2 separate regions of the Homo sapiens genome follow, and region 1 is linked to region 2. Evidence: read pairs that join two places in POLR2A ChIA-PET (ENCODE). Cell type or tissue: GM12878. All regions are shown on one strand.

Region 1 (4,000 bases), 230 kb before region 2:
CCCAGCTCTGGGCAAAGTGCTTGGACCCTGCGGTTACTCCGAGCCCATTTCTCAGCAGGGAAAAATGAGGCTCGCGGAGGCAGGGGCCCGGCGTCCAGGTGGGAGCATGAGGGCGTATTGTGGGTGGGCTGGCCGGTCTGGGGGGCGGGGACCCTGTACAGAACGCCCCGGCCGCGTGGAGTGGCAGGTTCGTCACTGCCTGGGGGAGGAGAACACTGGGTATTTCATTTTTATTTTTTTGTTTTTTTTACTTTTACTTTTTCCTTTTTATTTATTTATTTATGTATTTATTTATGAGACAGAGTCTTGCTTTGTCACCCAGGCTGGAGTGCAGTGGTGCGATCTTGGCTCACTGCAAGCTCCGCCTCCCGGGTTCAAGCGATTCTCCTGCCTTAGCCTCCCGAGTAGCTGGGATTACAAGCGTGCACCACCACGCCCGGCTAATTTTTTGAATCTTTTTTTTTTTTTTTTTTTTTGAGACGGAGTCTCACTGTCTCCCAGGCTAGAGTGCGGTGTCGCGGTCTTGGCTCACTGCAAGCTCCGCCTCCCGGGTTCACGCCATTTTCCTGCCTCAGCCTCCCGAGTAGCTGGGACTACAGGCGCCCGCCACCATGCCCGGCTAATTTTTGTATTTTTAGTAGAGATGGGGTTTCACCATGTTGGCCAGGCTGGTCTCAAGCTCCTGACCTCAAGTGATCCGCCTGCCTCGGCCTCCCAAAGTGCTGGGATTACAGGCGTGAGCCACCGTCCCCGGCTAATGTTTTCTTTCTTTAATCCCAAAGGCTTCAAAACTAAAATTCTGTTTGTTTGTTTGTGTGTGTGTGTGTGTGACAGGGTCTCCCTCTGTTGCCCAGGCTGGAGTGCAGTGATGTCATCTCGGCTCACTGCAGCCTCGAGCTCCTGGGCTCACGTGATCCTCCTGCCTCAGCCCCCTGAGTAGCTGGGATTACAGGTGCGCCACTATGCCTGGCTAATTTTTTTTTTTTTTTTTGTAAAAACAGGGTTTTGTCATATTGCCCAGGCGGGTCTCAAACTCCTGGGCTCGAGCAGTCTGCCCACCTCGGCCTCCCACAGTGCTGGGATCAAAGGTGGGAGCCACTGTGCCCAGCCCACACTGAGATTCTGCATTGAAATGTTTGCTGGGTGCCCCCCATTGCTGGGCACCGTGGGGTGGGGTGTGTCTGTGTGTGGCCTGGGGCACCCCCTGCCGTCAGCCCAGATCTGTGTCTGTGTCTGCATCTGTGAAACGGGTTTCCTGGCAGATAGAGGGGCTGCTTAAGGCCAGTGCCCTCGGCGGAGACTCTATTAGGGACTGCGGGCCCCAGATTTCCACGTCATATCTCGCCGCCATGGGGCTGCCTCCTGCCTCCTCTGCACCAACTTTCTGGAAGTGCCTGTCAGCTGATCCCACCCCGGCCACATCTCAGCACCAGGCCTGTCGCTGCCGTCCTGGACTCGTGGGCCTCAGTTTCCCCAACTGTGAAACGGGCTGGCGGCCGGTCAGCGTCTCCTCCCTGAGCAAGGGACTCCCCCATCCATGTCTCAGCCCCCACCCAGATGCCCCGGGACCGTTTCACAGATGAGAAGACCGAGGTGCCAGGGTGGCGATCGCACGAAGGGCCCGTCACGGGAGAATGAGGAGGGTCTGGCGTCAGCAAGCTCCCCCGGAATCTCGTGATCTGGAAATCCACAGAGAAGCACCTTCACCACGCCAGCTTCCCGGGCCGCGCTTCATTGTCATTTCTGGAGAGTGTTATTAATATCCGCCCCGTGGGTGCGGCGCTGTGTATTTCCAGAGAGGGGACTCGGGGCCCATCAGGGCCGGGGGAGTGGAGCCGGCAGATGTTCGGCCCTGCCCAGAATCACTTCCCCAATTTCCCCACGCCCGGCGGGGCTCTCAGCATCTGCATCCGCCGAGGCCTGGCTGTGCTGACGGGAATTGAAAGGACCTCGTGGCTTAGGCAGGCGGGGGAGCCCCCCGGCTGGTCAGGTGCACGAGGAGCAACCCATGGCCAGGCAGAGCCCAGAGAGGGCGGGGAAGGGCCTGAGGTCACACAGCAGACGCTAGCTAAGTAAGCGCCTGCTGGGTGTGGGTGACCCTGCCCTCCCCCGACCCATCAGTCCAGGTCGGTCGGGGCCGCCTGTCCCCTGGTGTTTCCCTTCACAGCCCACCCGCCCCAGCTGACCTCTTCCTCCTGCTCCCTGAACCGGGAAGTCCGGGCCCTTTTTGGACACTGCATCTCCCCAGCATACAAGATAGTCCAGGACACACAGGAGGTGCTCAATAATGGCTGCAGAGTGCCCTGTCCTGGCAGAAACGCTGTGGACTGACAGCCCCGTGTGGCTGGCCCTGTGGTCCACGCTCAGCTCTGCTGCCTCTGTCAGTCCTGGGAGTTTCCGGGACGGGAAAAACAGCGAGATTCAAAATCCCCCGGCCTCCCGGGGCCGCGGTCCTGCGGGGCCACAGCGCCAGCTTCCGCTTCTTGATGGCTTCGGCCCCACCCCCACCATGGGTAAACTGAGGCCCGGAGAATGGGCAGACTGGGGCGCGAGACTCCAGGTCCTCCAGGTCCTCCTGCCCCCCGTGCCCTCCTCCCGCCTGCAGCCCCAGGCTCTGCTCCGTCTTCATTCCTTCTTCATTCCTGCCTCATCTGTCCAGCTGTTCATTCCTGGCCTCTGGACTCTGTGGGGAGGGGACGAGGGATGAGGCCTGGAGTCTTTTTTTTTTTTTTTTTTTTTTTTTGAGACAAAGTTTCACTCTGTCGCCCAGGCTGGAGTGCAGTGGCACGATCTCAGCTCACTGCAACCTCCGCCTCCCGGATTCAAGTGATTCTCCTGCCTCAGCCTCCCGAGTAGCTGGGACTACAGGCGTGCGCCACCACGCCCGGCTAATTTTTGTATTTTAGTAGAGACAGGGTTTTGCCATGTTGGCCGGGCTGGTCTCAAACTCCTGACCTCAGGTGATCCGCCCGCCTCGGCCTCCCAAAGTACTGGGATTATGGGATTACAGGCATGAGCCACCGCGCGTGGCCATCCTGGAGTCTACAGCAGTGATGTGGCTGCGGGGGTGCACTCTGGCCGCCTCCTTCCCGCCTCTCCGGACTGTGGACAAGTGAAGGGCTTTGCAGGTTGCTGGTACTCTGCAAACCTGGTTACCAGAGAGGTGTGGACCCCTCCCTGCCTCAGTTCCCCAAATGCAGAGCAGGGCCCCAGGGGTGTGGGGAGGCAGTGCTGGGTCCCGCCCTGCCCACCCCTCCCAGCGGCGGCGTGGGTGCCTGTGTGGAGGGGGAGGTGCCAAGGCCCCCAGGGACCCTGCCCACCTGGGGAGCAGCAGCCGCAGGTGCTGAGTCATCTCAGCCTCTGCCCCGGGCCTCCGCCGTGCCAGATAGCAGGATCATCAGGCCTCCGGGAGGGGGTGGGGGGCTGGGGGTGCTGTCAGTGGATGGGAGCTGCCAGGAGTGGGGCTTCAGAGAGGGGCCGGAAAGGGGACACCAGCATTGGAGGAAGGAAAGCTTCTTACGGCCTCTTTCTTTTCCTTCTTCCTCCAACTCCTGGCCTCAAGCCATCCTCCTGCCTCGGCCTCCCAAAGTGCTGGGATTATAGGCAGGAGCCGCCGCCCCTGGCCTTTCCCCTCCCTCCAGTGGATGCCTGCTGGATTCCCGCCACTGTGCCCCACAGACCCTGATTCTGTCTTTTTTTTTTTTTTTTTTGAGATGGAGTCTCGCTCTGTCGCCCAGGCTGGAGTGCAGTGGTGCGATCTGAGCTCACGCAATCTCTGCCTCTCAGGTTCAAGTGATTCTCCCACCTCAGCCTCCTGAGTAGCTGGAATTACAGGGGTTCACCACCACGCCCGGCTAATTTTTGTATTTTTAGTAGAGACGGGGTTTCTCCATGTTGGCCAGGCTGGGACTCCTGACCTCAGGTGATCTGCCCACCTCGGCCTCCCAAAGTGCTGGGATGACAGGTGTGAGTCACCGCATCTGGGCTAGATTTTGCCTTG
Region 2 (4,000 bases):
TGCAGGGGCATGAGCTCAACTTAGTGCAACCCCTGCCTCTTGGGTCCAAGTGATTATCTTGCCTCAGCCTCCCAAGTAGCTGGGATTACAGGCACGTGCCACCATGCCCGGCTAATTTTTGTATTTTCAGTAGAGGCAGGGTTTCACCATGTTGACCAGGATGGTCTCGAGCTCTTGACCTCGTGATCCGCCTGCCTTGGCCTCCCATATTGCTGGGATTCCAGGCTTGAGCCACCCTAGGGAAATTCTTGATTTTCCTCGGCCCAGTCCATGGCGTCACTGAAGTGGATGTTCAATGAGAAAATAATAAGGATGAATGCTGCAGTTGGAGTTCAAGAGAGGAGGCATTTTTGACGCCACAGATGGGCAGAGATGGGGTGAGGGCCCTGGCCGGCACCAGCTCTCCTGGCTCAGACTTTGGAAGCCGCCCCCCAGGGGAGACGCTCAACTGGTCAGAGGTGTGGATAGCCCCGTCCCCCAGTAGTCCCACCCCGCAGAGAGCTCTCAGGCTTCCAGCTCTGGCCCAGGCCCAGGTCCTCGGTGCCATGTGAAGGGTGGAGAGCTCTCCTGGGGGACAGAGTTGTACATTTGTGGAGGTTTTCTGGTGGGGCTGTGTTTGACGTCAACACTCTCCTCCCTAAACCCTCCCTCTTCCCCATCCCATACAGGTCCTCCTAAATGTCTTCCCAGCCCCTTCGAGAGAATTGTGGAAGTGGGGTTGCCAGATCAAACACAAGACACCCAGTTAAAATTCAACTGTAGGTACGTGACGAGTACTTTTTGTTGCTGCTGCTGTTGTTGTTCTTGTTGTTTTTGAGACGGAGTCTCGCTCCGTTGACAAGAAGGCTGGAGTGCAGTGGCGCGATCTTGGCTCACTGCAACCTCCACCTCCCGGGTTCAAGTAATTCTCTGCCTCAGCCTCCCGAGTAGCTGGGACTACAGGCACCCGCCGCCACACCCGGCTAATTTTTTGTATTTTTAGTAGAGACGGGGTTCCACCATCCTGGCCAGGCTGGTCTTGAACTCCTGACCTCGTGATCCACCTGCCTCAGCCTCCCAAAGTGCCAGGATTACAGGCGTGAGCCACTGCGCCCAGGCTTTGTTGTTGTTTGAGACTGGGAATCACCCTGTCGCCCAGGCTGGAGTGCAGTGGTATAGTCACAGCCCACTGCAGCCTCTGCCTGCTGCGCTCAAGCAATCCTCCCCAGTCAGCCTCCTAAGTAGCTGGGACTACAGGTATGCACCACCATGCCTGGCCAATTTTTTTACTTTTTATAGAGACGGGGTTTCACCATTTTACCCAGATTAGTCTTGAACTCCTGAGCTCAAGCAGTCCTCCCACCTTGGCCTCCCAAAGTGCTGGGATTACAGGCATGAGCCATCACACCTGGCCCATTTCTTTCTTTCTTTCTTTCTTTCTTTCTTTCTTTCTTTCTTTCTTTCTTTCTTTCTTTCTTTCTCTCTTTCTTTCTCTCTCTCTCTCTATTTCCTTCTTTCTTTCTTTCTCTCTCTCTCTCTTTCTTTCTCTCTCTCTTTCTTTCTTTTTTTTGTAGAGATGGGGTCTTACTGTGTCGCCCAGCCTGGTCTCAAACTCCTGGCCTCAAGCAATCCACCTGCCTCGGCCTCCCAAAATGCTAGGATTACAGGCATGAGCCACTCTGTCCAGCCTGTCTTAATTATTTCAAATTGCAGAAAACTTCAGACAAACATGAAGGTTGTTTGTAAGGACCTTCTTGGGCTGTGCCTCAGTTTCCCCATCTGGGAGATGCCAGCCTGGATTCCCCTCCCGGCCTCAGTGTCTCTCCTGGGCGGCAAGAAGGACCCTGGGACTGTGCCCACTCTGCCGTCCAGGGGGCCGAGGGAGGTGCCCAGGGAGGGGGAGGTGCGTGGTGGTGACGGGCGGCTCCCGCACAGAGCCTCAGACCTGGGCAGGTGAGGCAGGCAGGTGGGTCTGGCCCGGCGCGGCCCGATGCGGGGGCAGGGATGGGATGGAGCCACTTCCTGTTTCTCCACATTCTGGAAAGTCCCTGTGTTCCCAGGCAGAGGGGGCACCTCCTCCCTGCCAGCCCTCCTGGGCGCCGGGCTCCTCACCACTTCTCCTTCCTCCACCCACTTCCCCAGCGGACGGGCCTGGGACCCGCCCCTTCCCCTCCTGCCTCTCTCCTCTTTTCTTTCCCAATCAGGCCCTTCCTGGTGTGCAGAAGGGAAAGCTGATTCCACAGCAGCTGGGCCTGCCCGACCCAGGAGGCTACATCTGTCACCCCTCTGTCTGTCTCTGTCTCTGTCTCTATCTGTCTCTCTGTCTCTCTCTGTCTCTTTCTCTGTCTCCTTGTCTGTCTGTCTCTCTGTCTCCATGTCTCTCTGTCTCTCTGTCTTCGTCTCTCTGTTTCTGGCTCTCTTTGTCTCTCTGTGTCTCAGTTTATTTCTGTCTCTTTCTGTGTCTCTTTGTCTGTGTCTCTGTGTCCCTCTGTCTCTGTTTCTCTGGCTCTGGCTCTGTGTCCCTGTCTGTTTCTTTTTTTTTTTTTTTTTTTTTTTTTTGAGAGAGTCTCGCTCTGTCCCCCAGGCTGGGGTGCAATGGCGCGATCTCGGCTCACTGCAAGCTCCGCCTCCCGGGTTCACGCCATTCTCCTGCCTCAGCCTCCCAAGTAGCTGGGAGTACAGGTGCCCGCCACCACGCCCGGCTAATTTTTTTTTTTGCATTTTTTAGTAGGGACGGGGTTTCACCGTGTTAGCCAGGATGGTCTCGATCTCCTGACCTCGTGATCCGCCCGCCTCAGCCTCCCAAAGTGCTGGGATTACAGGCGTGAGCCACCGCTCCCGGCCTGTCTCTCTGTTTCTCTGTCTCTCTCTTTGTCTCTGTCTCTCTGTCTCTGTCTCTGTGTCCCTCTGTCTCTCTGTTTGTCTCTCTCTGTGTCTGTCTCTGTCTCCGTGTCTCTCTGTCTCTGTCTTTGTCTCCCTGTCTCTGTCTCTGGATCCCTCTGTCTGTTTCTCTAGCTCTCTCTTTGTCTCTGTCTCTGTTTCTCTATCTCTGTCTATCTCTGTCTCAGTCCCTTCTTTTGCCACCATCCCCCTCCCGTGGCCGCCCTCACGTGTCAGCACCATACCCTCCCTGTGGTCAGGGCCACCTGCTCCAGGGTGTCCTCAGGTCGGTGCTGGCCGGCGTGTTCCCGGGCCCTGCAGCCACCTGCTTGACCAGGGCCAGGCCCAGAGTGAGATCCTACCAGGCCAGGTCGGGGCAGCCTCTGTGCCAAGACAACTTTAGGGAACAACAAACCTGTCTGACGGGTTTGAGATTCCACATGGGACAGGCTTTCTCACCTCCGCACTGACGCTAGGACAGCTGGGTTGAAGGGGCCCAGTGACACCCCTGACATAGCACCTCAGGCTGGGTACAGGCTGCAGCAGCCTAGTCTGGGTCAGGGCTGTGTCCTGAGGTTGGGGCACCCAGGGCAGGCTGGGTGAAGGAAGATCAGCAATCTGCCGGTCGCCCTGTGCAGGGAGGATAAACAGGGAGAAGGCACTGCACATGCAAAGTCTCAGCGGGGACAAAGACTCAGGGGAGAGTGTGCGGGGCCTGGGGTGTGAGGATAGATGGACTGGGAGAGAGAGAGGGGACCCTGGAGGGCCTGGAAGCTAGACGTGGCCTGTATTCTGGGGGCACTAGGGAACCATTGAGGGTTCTGGAGCAACGGAGTGGTACAGTCATGGTGGGGCTAGCGGTGTACTGGATGGGGTGAGGCACAGGGACCGAATTTCAGATCAGAAGGCTCATCTGGTAGTCAGACTGAGGCCGGAGGAGGCTCAACTGCCCCGAGGATGAAGAAAGGAGCCAAACTTGGCCGGGTGCAGTGGCTCACGCCTGTCATCCCAGCACTTTGGGAGGCCAAGGCAGGTGGACTGCCTGAGGTCAGGAGTTTGAGACCAACCTGCCAACACGGTGAAACCCCGTCTCTACTGAATATACAAAAAAATTAGCTGGGGGTGGTGGCGGGCGCCTATA

The links. Peaks named below come from ENCODE experiments on the same cell type or tissue, not always from the same donor. Only the 100,000 strongest peaks of a DNase experiment are listed, where the experiment ranks them.
Region 1: POLR2A ChIA-PET joins it to region 2 with 8 read pairs; 4 of 35 experiments call an interaction of 5 or more read pairs at or near these places.

What each region holds. Positions count from the first base shown.
Region 1 is chr19:945,985-949,984 of GRCh38, forward strand. The region is part of intron 3 of ARID3A (AT-rich interaction domain 3A); the gene reads left to right. Among named protein-coding and RNA genes, the nearest start is that of ARID3A, 22 kb to the left of the region's middle. RefSeq lists enhancers at 1,315-1,814, 1,359-1,418, 1,499-1,898 and a silencer at 3,083-3,462. In GM12878, no CTCF peak of the experiment used is centred here; a DNase peak (open chromatin) is centred at 1,937; H3K4me3 peaks cover 1,788 bases; H3K27ac peaks cover 3,285 bases.
Region 2 is chr19:1,178,572-1,182,571 of GRCh38, forward strand. No RefSeq gene overlaps it. Among named protein-coding and RNA genes, the nearest start is that of SBNO2, 6.3 kb to the left of the region's middle. RefSeq lists enhancers at 1-12, 1,399-1,914. In GM12878, no CTCF peak of the experiment used is centred here; no DNase peak of the experiment used is centred here; H3K4me3 peaks cover 324 bases; H3K27ac peaks cover 775 bases.